2 separate regions of the Homo sapiens genome follow, and region 2 is linked to region 1. The links are chromatin loops, found by intact Hi-C in ENCODE. Cell type or tissue: tibial artery. All regions are shown on one strand. Each heading gives the region's core, and the rest is flanking DNA. Links, peaks and the distances in the headings are about the cores only.

Region 1 (5,374 bases), core at 94-5,093:
TTCTTTTTGTGTTTTTGAGATGGAGTCTCTCTCTGTCACCTAGGCTGGAGTGCAGTGGCACGATCTTCACTCATTGCAACCTCCACCTCCTGGGTTCAAATGATTCTCCTGCCTCAGCCTCCCAAGTAGCTGGGATTACAGTCATGCACCACCACACCCAACTAATTTTTGGTATTTTTAGTAGAGACGGGGTTTCACCATGTTGGCCAGACTAGTCTCAAACTCCTACCTCGCATGGTCTGCCTGCCTCGGCCTCCCAAGGTGCTGGGATTACAGGTGTGAGCCACCGTGCCTGGCCCCTAATCATTTCCATTTTAGCCTTTGTACAAAAGTTCTCCGAAGATGAATTTGGAAGAAAGAGACTATTCCAGTGAACAGTTTGCAAACCCAGAAGACACAGCCTTCAGTGTCAAAGAAGATGTGCATTCCAGAGAACCAAGGGAGGGCTCAGGTTTTACAGCAAAAGTTCCCGCCCAGGTTCCCAATCGTGTTCGTTTATGCAAATGAAGGATTGAAACTTGCTTAGTTCTGATTGGTTGGTTCAGGTGAGCTCTGGAGTCCCAAAGTTGAACAGAGGCGGGAGTTTTTGAGGAGCATAGAGTGCCTCTAGTTAGCAAATGTCAACTTGGCTCTATTTTAAATTTAGGCCCAGTTAGCCACTCAAGATCCATCTTGAAGCTTTGGCTCTATCAGGTTCACATTGGTTCACAAACCATTCTAATGGGAATATAGTGGTATATTGAGTTTGTGTGTGTGTGTGTGTGTGTGTGTGTGTGTGTGACGGATTCTCACTCTGTCGTTAGGCTGGAGTGCAGTGGTGCGATCTCAGCTCACTGCAACCTCTGATTCCCTGGTTCAAGTGATTCTCCTGCCTCTGCCTCCCGAGTAGCTGGGATTACAGGCAGGCACCACCATGCCCCGCTAATTTTTGTATTTTTAGTAGAGATGGGGTTTCACCATGTTGGCCAGGATGGTCTCAAACTCCTGACCTCATGATCCGCCCACCTCAGCCTCCCGAAGTGCTGGGATTACAGGCGTAAGCCACCACTCCCGGCCGTATATTGAGGTTTTAATTTGCATTTCCCCAATGACCAATGATGTTGAGTGCTTTCGAATGTATTTATTAATGAATATTATAGATACTCATCATTTGTATATCAACTTTGGTAAAATGTCTTTTCAAGTTCTTTGTCCATTTTATTTATTTATTTATTTTTATTTTTTTGAGACAGTCTTGCTCTATTGCCCAGGCTGGAGTGCACTGGTGCAATCTCGGCTCACTGCAACCTCCGCCTCCCAGGTCTAAGCGATTCTCCTGCCTCAGCCTCCTGAGTAGCTGGGACTACAGGCACCCGCTACCACGCCCAACTAATTTTTGTATTTTTAGTAGAGACGGGGTTTCTCCATGTTGGCCAGGCTGGTCTCAAATTCCTGGCCTCAAGTGGTCTGCCTTCCTCGGCCTCCCAAAGTGCTGGGATTACAGGCATGAGCCACTGAGCCCAGCCTTGTGGACTTTTTCTTGTTGAGGAAGTTTGCTTTCATTCTTAGTTGATTTTTTTAATCATAAAAGGAGCTGGGTGATGTCAAATGCTCTGTCAGCATCAACTGAAATGATCATGTGTGTGTGTGCTTTTTTTTTTCCCCTTCCTTTCATCCTATTCATGTGGTGTATTATATAGCTTGATTTTCATGTGTTGAACCACTCTTGCGTTCTGGGGAGAATTCACATTGGTCGTTGGTCATGGTGTAAAATTCTTTTAACATGCCGCAGACTTTGGTTTGCTAGTATTTTGTTGCATCTATACTCATGACAGATATGAATCTGTAGTTTTCTCATAGTGTCTTTCTCTGACTTTGGTATCAAGGTAATGCTGGCTTCATAGAATGAGTTGGGAAACATTCTCTCCTCTTGCAATTTTAGGAAGAGTTTAAGAAAAAATTGGCATTTTTTTTTTTATTCAAACGTTTGGTAGAATTCACCAATGAAGCGACCTTGTCCTAGGCTCTTCTTTGTTGAGAAGTTTACTATTAATGATTTGATTTCTTTGTTTTCTTTCTTTCTTTCTTTTATTTTTTTTTTAGATGGAGTCTCGCTTTGTCGCCCAGGCTGGAGTGCAGTGGCGTGATCTTGGCTCACTGCAAGCTCCGCTTCCCAGGTTCACGCCGTTCTCCTGCCTCAGCCTCCCGAGTAGCTGGGACTACAGTTGCCCACCACCATGCCCGGCTAATTTTTTGTATTTTTAGTAGAGACAGGGTTTCACCATGTTAGCCAGGATGGTCTCAATCTCCTGACCTCGTGATCTGCCTGCCTCGGCCTCCTAAAGTGCTGGGATTACAGGCGTGAGCCACCATGTCCAGCCTGTTTTCTTTTTTTCTTTTGAGACGGTGTCTTGCTTTGTCACCCAGGCTGGAGTGCAGTGGCATGATCTCAGCTCACTGCAACCTCTGCTTCAATGGGTTCAAGCCATTCTGGGTGGTTAGTGTCAGAATTGAATTGATTTTTTTTTTTTTCTGAGACAAGATCTTGCTCTGTTGCCCAGGCTGAAGAGCAGTGGCGTGATCATAGCTCACTGTAGGCTCAACCTCCCAGGATCAAGCAATCCTCCCACCTCAGCCTCCCAAGTAGCTGGGACTATAGGTGCGCCACTACACCTGGCTAATTTTTTTTTTTTAAGATCGGGTCTTGTTATGTTGCCCAGGCTGGACTCAGACTCCTGGGCTCAAGTAATCCTCCTGCCTCAGCCTCCCAGCATGCTGGGATTACATTCATGAGCCACCACGCCCAGCCTGAATTGAATTGTTGGACACCCAGTTGGTGTCTGGAGAATCAGGCTATTGGTTGTCGGTGTAGAAAATACCCCAGTCCCTGCTTCTTGAACCCTAGTCTTCCTGTCTTCCCGAGAATTCCATGGGCTTGCTCTGCCAGGTCCTCCCTGCCCTTCTGAACTCTCATTTGTCCCTGTCTTGATTCTCCTGAAGCCCTGGATGGGCCTTCCCCCAAGACCCTTCTGGACTCCATCTATATTACGGTTAGGCCATCACCTTAGCCATCTTATGCCCTTCTGAGGCTTTGACCGTCAGTCCAGTGAAGATGGCATCCAAGAGTCTCCATTCAGCCCTTTCTCATTCTTTCTTCCTTCCTTCTGTCCTTCTCTCTTTTTCTTCCTTCTGTTCTTCTCTTTTTTTTTTTTTTTCTGATGGAGTCTCACTTGGTCACCCAGGTTGGAGTGCAGTGGTGCAATTTTGGCTCACTGCAACCTCCACTTCCCAGGTTCAAGCAATTCCCCTGCCTCAGCCTCCCTAATAGCTGAGACTACACGTGCATGCCACCATGCCCAGTGAAGTTTTGTATTTTTAGTAGAGATGGGGTTTCACCATGTTGGCCAGGCTGGTCTTGAACTCCTGACCTCAAATGATCCTCCTGCCTCGGCCTCCCAAACTGCTGGGATTACAGGTGTGAGTCACTGCACCCGGTCCTCTTTTTTTTCTCTTTCTCCTCTCTCTCTCTCTCTTTCTTTTTCTTTCTCTCTCTCTCTGCCCTCCATTCCTTCCTTCCTTCCTTCCTCCCTCCCTTCCTTTTCTATCTTTCTTGTCTTACTCTGTCACTGAGGCTGGAATGCAGTGGCACCATCATAGTTCGCTGCAACCCTGAACTACTAGGCTGTAATGATTCTCCCACCTCAGCCTCCTCATTATCTGTAACTACAGACACACACCATCATGCCTGGCTAATATTTTAAGTTTTTTGTAGAGACAGGTTCTTGCCATGTTGCCAAGGCTGGTCTCGAACTCCTGACCTCAAGCAGTCCTCTCACCTCGGCCCCACAACGTGTTGAGATTACAGGTGTGAGCCACTGTGCCCAGCCCCTGCCTTCTCTTCTAAGAGTGGGCCAACAGTCAACTGCTTGGTGACATCTCTACTTGGGTGGCCCCAAGTCCCTCACAATCCATGCTTTCCCAACTGTCCTCTCCATGATCCCCCCGATGAACCTCCCTCTCTGCACCCACCTCAAACACTGCTTCACTTCTCTAGCCACACAGATATGGATCCCCCTCTTCTTTCACTATGCCCATTTTCTTTTCTTTTCTTTTCCTTTTCTTTTTTTAAATTTTTTATTTTGAGACAGTCTCGCTCTGTCGACCAGGCTAAAGTGCAGTGGTGCAATCTCGGCTTACTGCAACCTCCGCCTCCCGGGTTCAAGTGATTCTCCTCCCTCAGCCTCCCGAGTAGCTGGGACTACAGGTGCGTGCCACCATGCCCAGCTAATTTTTGTATTTTTAGTAGAGATGGGGTTTCACCATGTTGGCCAGGATGGTCTCAATCTCCTGACCTCATGATCCGCTCACCTCGGCCTCCCAGAGTGTTGGGATTACAGGTGTGAGCCACCACGCCCGGCCTGTGCTACTCCCATTTTCTTACCTCCAGCAACCAAGCTGGATGGAGAACCCAAGCCCTGTCCCCGGCAGCTTTCGAATGTCTTAGAGAGCCTCCCCTCCTCTCCAGCTTCATGGCCTCCACTCTAGTTCAAGTCTCAGCATCATTCTTCAGCACTTGCCTCCTTGCCAGTCTCCTGACCTCCAGCCTCACCTTTGCTAACTAACTTGGCCTGAAGCTCCAGACATGGTCCCCAAAGCCAGCCCTGTGTGGCTGCCTTGGTGAGGCCACGCTCTCGAGGCCCTAGCTCTCGGGCCTGGGCTGAGGCTAAGTCAGCCCCAGGCACCGTTCCTTAGCACAATCATGCGTGGCAAACACACTTTGCATCTGGGGCGTGCAGACAGGTTTTTCAAGTTAGGAAATTGGAAGGGACTCCAGCGCCCATTTGCAGTTCAGAGCCGGCGAGATGCAGGAGTGTCCTTCTGTGTGAGCTCATCTTTCCTGGGGTGGCGGGGCTCAGGGCTGAGCGGGCTGGGGAGACGAGTTGGAAAATTTCACACTCAGCCTCGCCACTTGGCCAGCTTCTGCGTGTTTGGCAGCTCAGGTGACTTGTGGTGGGGGCCCTCGATCAACACTTCCATCCCGTAAGTACTGCCGGGGCTGGGGCCACCTCCAGATGGGTCACAAACGGGGGGCCTGGGGGGAACCCCCAGAGACAGACTCTAGTAGGAGGGGCTTATGCTGTTTTTGGGGAAAAGAGATTGACAAGGAAACAATGAGAGAACAAGATTAGAGGGACTTTTGGAGGGTGCAGGGAAGGTGTTATCAATTGTTTGACTTGGGTATGCTAATTTATTTGTGCTGAAACGTGTCCACAACCCTTTGGAAGAAACACAGTAATACATCTCCAGTCAGGCGGTACCTTATCATGGTTAAGAACACAGCTCTAGGCCTGGCGCGGTGGCTCATGCCTGTAATCCCAGCACTTTGGGAGGCTGA
Region 2 (5,374 bases), core at 68-5,067, 65 kb after region 1:
AGTCCTAGCCAGGGAGGGTGATTCGAGGTCGCACGTTGGCCCTGGATGGTTTGATGGAAAAGGAGGGTAGCCCTTCCCAGCTCTAGAAATTCAGGACTGGAGTGGTCATATTGCCGCTGGGCGGTCCTGGGCTGAGGCACCCGCACTGGTCCCCTGGTTGAGGTATAGACCAGAGACCACAGTTGGAAGGGATTCTAACTCTAGGGCCGAGGGGAGGGAGCGCGGGGACTGTGCAGGAGGACGCCTCCACCCCCGCAGTGCGTGTGCAAGATGGCAGGGCTCTGCAGCGCTTTCTCATTCTTTATGGTGTGCTGACAGCCAGGCAGAGCTGCAGAACACTTCCTAAGCCCATCTCTGTCCCTCGGGACTGGAGTTCTAAAGGCTGGCCATGGCGGTCAGATGACTATCCCCTGGGGCTCCCGAAAGCAGGGCCAGAAGGTTTGCAAACTCCTGGAAGACATCGATTCACAGGGCCACCTGCCCAGGGCTCCTCCCTGTGCAGGCGGGGGCTGAATTCCCAGGGTACCCCCAGCCCTGCTCAGAGCTGCAGCCTCTGTACCCCTGTGGCCCCCCAGGGCACCCCACCTTGCACCAGTCCCTGGAATCTGCACACTGGAGAACAGCCCCGGGCCCTCTGGGGCTGGCTGAAGAAAGGGCAGGTGGGACAGTAGTGGCTGAAAAGGGAGAAGTGTTGCCCCAAGGACATGGCACCCAGGACGTGGACATGGGGCAACCATCTCCGGGGCTTTCTGACCCTTTCTAACCCATTTCCACAGATCTGAGCCGGCAGGGGCCTCCCCCGAGAGACCTTCAGAGCCTGGGGTGATCAGGCTGGATTATCCTCTCTCCCTGTTCCCCCCACCTGGCTGCTGCAGACCTGAGAAACTTCCACCTGTCTCATACCAGCTGAGGGTGTCTGAGCAGCTGACATCAACCCCACAGATCTCCTGGACTGTGCTGGAAGGTACAGACAGGCAGGGAGGTTTCCCAATGGGTCAGGAGACCCTGACCCCATAAATCAACTGATCCTCAAGAGACAGGCTGGAGGGAGGGATGGTTCTAGAGAACCTGGCTCCTTGTTCTTCCCTGTGACAAAATCTGGCACCAGGAAGAGTTTAAGTGTGCAGGTGTGTGTGTTCAGGCATGTGTGTGCAGGCGTGCGTGTGCAAATGTGTGTGCAAGTGTGTGTGCAGGCATGCGTGTGCAAGTGTGTGTAGGCATGTGTGTGCAGGTGTGCGTGTGCAGATTGTGTGTGCAGGTGTGCGTTTGCAAGCGTGTGTGTGCAGGCATGTGTGTGCAGGTGTGCGTGTGCAGATTGTGTGTGCAGGTGTGCGTTTGCAAGCGTGTGTGCAGGCATGTGCGTGCAGGTGTACATGTGGAGGCATGTGTGGTCAGGCATGCATGTGCAGGTGTGTGCGTGTGCAGGTGTGCGTGTGCATGAACATGACTGTAAACTGGGTGCCCTTTCCCCTTCAAGCCTGTGGGTCTCAGTCCAGAGTCCACAGACAGCGTTAGAGCCTTGCCTGTGACTCAGAGGCAGGCCTTTCTCAAGCCGCCGTGCCGCCGGGTCGGGGGGAGGTCTGGGCCATGTGGCTACATCTGGGAGTCCAAGTTCAGGGCCAAGGATGGGCAACCAGCCCGTGCTCCCCGGTACACACCCATGTCCAACATCGCTCTCAGATGGCCCACCTTTCAGAGGAAGGAGGACCGGAGTTTGCAGGTCTTGGGAGAGTCCATGAAACACTGATACATACATTTATGTTCTTCCAAATCTGTAACAAAGCACACGAAAGAGAGAGCCTGCATTTCACGCATCTTAAACCACAGCCATGGAGCCCGTGCAGCTCATTCCCATTTATCATCCTTCCTGTGCACTAGAAACGTTCTGCGTCTCCACCAAACCCCCCATCCCCACCCCGCCCCCCAACCTGGCTTCAACCAGACGCTCGTAAATCTGTTTCTCTTGTTCCACACGAGCTGCCTGGGAAAAGGCCCCATTTGCTGCGTCTGCTCCTCCTTCCAAATGCTCGACGCCTTTGAGATTTTATGATTTCGGGTTATTGACTTGGCCTCCTGGGTCCCCCGTGGTAGGCGGCTGTTTGGGAGAGCGGCTGGAGGCTTTGGGTGACCTCAGGTTCACCCCTTGCCTAAACAGCGTTGGGGAGATGGTGCAAAAGACCTGCTGCTGCTGGCGGGTCCCGGGGCCTCATGTGGGAGCTCCTTATGGGGGCACAAACCCTGACCTGGGGCTAGCCTTCTGTGTCCCAACTCAGGCCCTGCACCCCACCCATTCTGAGCTTCTGGGCTCATTTCTCCCCAACTTCCTGAATCTGTGTTGCCAAAACCTCAGCTTCTGCTTCCCTTCCCAGCCTTAGCTCCTCCTCCCACTAAGAGCTCCCAAGGGAAACAGCCATGCGGTTGATGCAGGGCAAGGTGTGCAAAGGTCGTTCACTCCACAGCCAGGCCCCAGCCTCATCTGCGTCATGCTGCATGCTGCCACCAAGTGGCGGGGCTGGTTATTAGCTGGTATGGCCTGGAAGGGTGGTGCAGGTGGTTAAATATGTTGATTGACATTCAGAATGAAGGAACACCTGCCTTTGCCTGGAGGAAGCCCAGTCAAGAGGCAGAAGCAGGCAGGCAATACTAGAGCATTCTAAGTCCAGTGTTCAGGGTCACCGTGGCGCACACCTGTAATCCCAGCTCCTTGGGAGGCCGAGACGGGTGGATTGCCTGAGCTCAGGAGTTTGAGACCAGCCTGGGCAACATGGTGAGACCCCGTTTCTACTAAAAATACAAAAAATTAGCTGGGCATGGTAGTGCTTGTAGTCCCAGCTACGCGGGAGGCTGAGGCAGGAGAATCGCTTGAACCCAGGAGGCGGAGGTTGCGGTGAGCCAGGATCATGCCACTGCACTCAAGCCTGGGCGACAGAGCAAGACTTTGCCTTCAAATTAAATAAATGAATAAATAAATAAATCCAGTGTTCAGTAGTGTTCAGCAGGACTTGGGGCTTGGAGGAACCATCAGCCCTATCCAAGGCTCTTGGGGTGGGAAGAGGGGACAGCTTCTAAGTTAACCCCTGAAGGACCTATAACAAACCCCAAAGGTTGTATAGCAGGCGTGTGGCTCACTTGTAGAAATCCCAGGACTTTGGGAGGCCGAGGCAGGCGGATCACCTGAGGTCGGGAGTTCAAGACCAGCCTGGCCAACATGGTAAAACCTCGTCTCTACTAAAAATACAAAAATTAGCCAGGTGTGGTAGTGACTGCCTATAATCCCAGCTACTCAGAAGGCTGAGACAGGAGGATCGCTTGAACCCAGTACACGGAGGTTGCAGTGAGCCAAGATACCGCGCCACTGCACTCAAGCCTGGGCAACAGAGTGAGACACTGTTTCCAAAAAAAAAAAAAGGTTGTAGTGACAGAAAAGATGGATGATGAGTGGTACTTCCAGACAGAACCAGCAGCATAAGGAAAGCCCTCAGGCGAAAGAGACGTTTGATATGTTTGGCAAATGGGTTTTAGTGTCCACAGAACAGGGAGATGAAAGCTGGAGACATGGACTTTGGCCAGTTGTCATCTACAAAGCTGGGCCAGAGGGGCTGAGGTTTGCCTGGGGACAACAGTGTAAGCAGGGGATGACAGGATTAGATTTGAGTTGTAGGCTGGGCGCGGTGGCTCAGCCTGTAATCCCAGCACTTTGGGAGGCCGAAGCAGGTGAATCACTTGAGGTCAGGAGTTCGAGACCAGCCTGTCCAACATGGTGAAAGCCTGTCTCTACTAAAAATACAAAAATTAGCTGGGCATGCTGGTTCATGCCCGTAATCCCAGCTACTTGGGAGGCTGAGGCATGATAATTGCTTGAACCCAGGAGGTAGAGGTTTCAGTGAGCCGAGATCACCCACTGCACTCCAGCTTGGGCAATAGAGCAAGACCCTGTCTCAAAAAAAAAAAAAAAATGGAGTCATAGCAAACCATTCTTCAATGAGGAAAGCCGACTGGGGAAGAAGCTTTCCCCTACCATACGCCATACACCAAAATTAATTCTAAATAGGTCACGTAACTATTTGTAAAAGCTAAAATGATAAAACATTTCCAGAAGAAAACTCAGGGGAAAAAGAATTTTAGTTACTTTGGGCTTGGTAAATACTTTGGAAATACAATACAAAAAGCACAAAGAATACAAAATACACACACACACACACACACACACACACACACACACACAAATTGAACTTTACCCAAACAAAAAACTTTAGCTCTTCAAAGACACTATTTAGAAAATGATAAAGGCCAGGCATGGTGGCTCACACCTGTAATCCCAGCACTTTGGGAGGCCAAGGTGGGAGGATCACTTGAGGCCAGGAGTTTGAGGCCAGCCTGGGCAACTTAGTGAGACCCTGTCTCTAGAAAAAAAAAACTTTTTTTAAGTAGCTAGGTACAGTGGTGTGTGCCTGTAGTCCTAACTACTTGGGAGGCTGAGGCAGGAGGATACCTTGAGACCAGGAGTTCGAGGCTGCAGTGAGCTGTGATTGCACCACTGTACTCCAGCCTAGGTAACCGTGTGATACCCTGTTGAAAGAAAGAAAAGAGGAGAGAGAAAGAAAAGGAAGAAGAAAAGAAGGAAGGAAAGATGGAAGGAAGAAAGGAACAAAGGAGGGAGGGAGTGAAGGAAGGAAGAAAGGAAGGAAGGAAGGAACAAAGGAGGGAGGGAGTGAAGGAAGGAAGAAAGAAAGGAAGGAGAGGGAGGGAGGAAAGGGAGGGAGGAAGGAAGGAAAGAAGGGAGGAGGGAAGGAAGGAAGGAAAAAATGATAAAGAGATGCACCACAGACTGAAATGTTTTTTTCAGTTGTATTTAGACAACTCAATGCTAGGAAGAAAAACAACCCAATTTAAAAATGGGGAAAACCTGGAACTCTCCTTCATGACCGGGGGTTGTGGAAGAAAACACAGCCACTTTTGAAAACCTTTTGGCAGTTTCTTAAAATGCTAATCATACACCTACCAAAAGACCCAGCCACTCCACCCGTAGGTATTTCCCAAACGACGTGAAGACGTCTTTGCACACATTATACATGAATATTCATAGCGGAGTTATTTGCAAAAGCCAAAAACTAAAAACAACCCAAATATCCATCAAGGGGTAAAAGGATAAACAAATCCGGCTATGAGCATATAATGAAACGCGACAGCAATAAAAAAAAGAATGAAACTATTGATACATGCCGCAACATGGATGCGTCTCAAAATCATCACCATGAATGAAAAAAGCCAGACAACAAAAAAGTATGTAAGATTCTGGAAATTGCAAGCTAATCTATAGTGACAGCAAAGCTCATCAGGGGTCCTTTGGGGATAGGCGTGAAGGATTTGGGAG

The links. A loop is a pair of places that touch in the nucleus more often than their neighbours do. Peaks named below come from ENCODE experiments on the same cell type or tissue, not always from the same donor. Only the 100,000 strongest peaks of a DNase experiment are listed, where the experiment ranks them.
Region 2: a loop joins it to region 1, with 2.4 times the contacts of the local background. A loop is called at or near these places in 5 of 110 quality-filtered maps.

What each region holds. Positions count from the first base shown.
Region 1 is chr7:73,911,908-73,917,281 of GRCh38, forward strand. No RefSeq gene overlaps it. Among named protein-coding and RNA genes, the nearest start is that of TMEM270, 53 kb to the left of the region's middle. In tibial artery, for the core only: no CTCF peak of the experiment used is centred there; no DNase peak of the experiment used is centred there.
Region 2 is chr7:73,976,814-73,982,187 of GRCh38, forward strand. No RefSeq gene overlaps it. Among named protein-coding and RNA genes, the nearest start is that of ELN, 49 kb to the right of the region's middle. RefSeq lists an enhancer at 2,306-2,600. In tibial artery, for the core only: no CTCF peak of the experiment used is centred there; a DNase peak (open chromatin) is centred at 2,598; H3K27ac peaks cover 1,897 bases.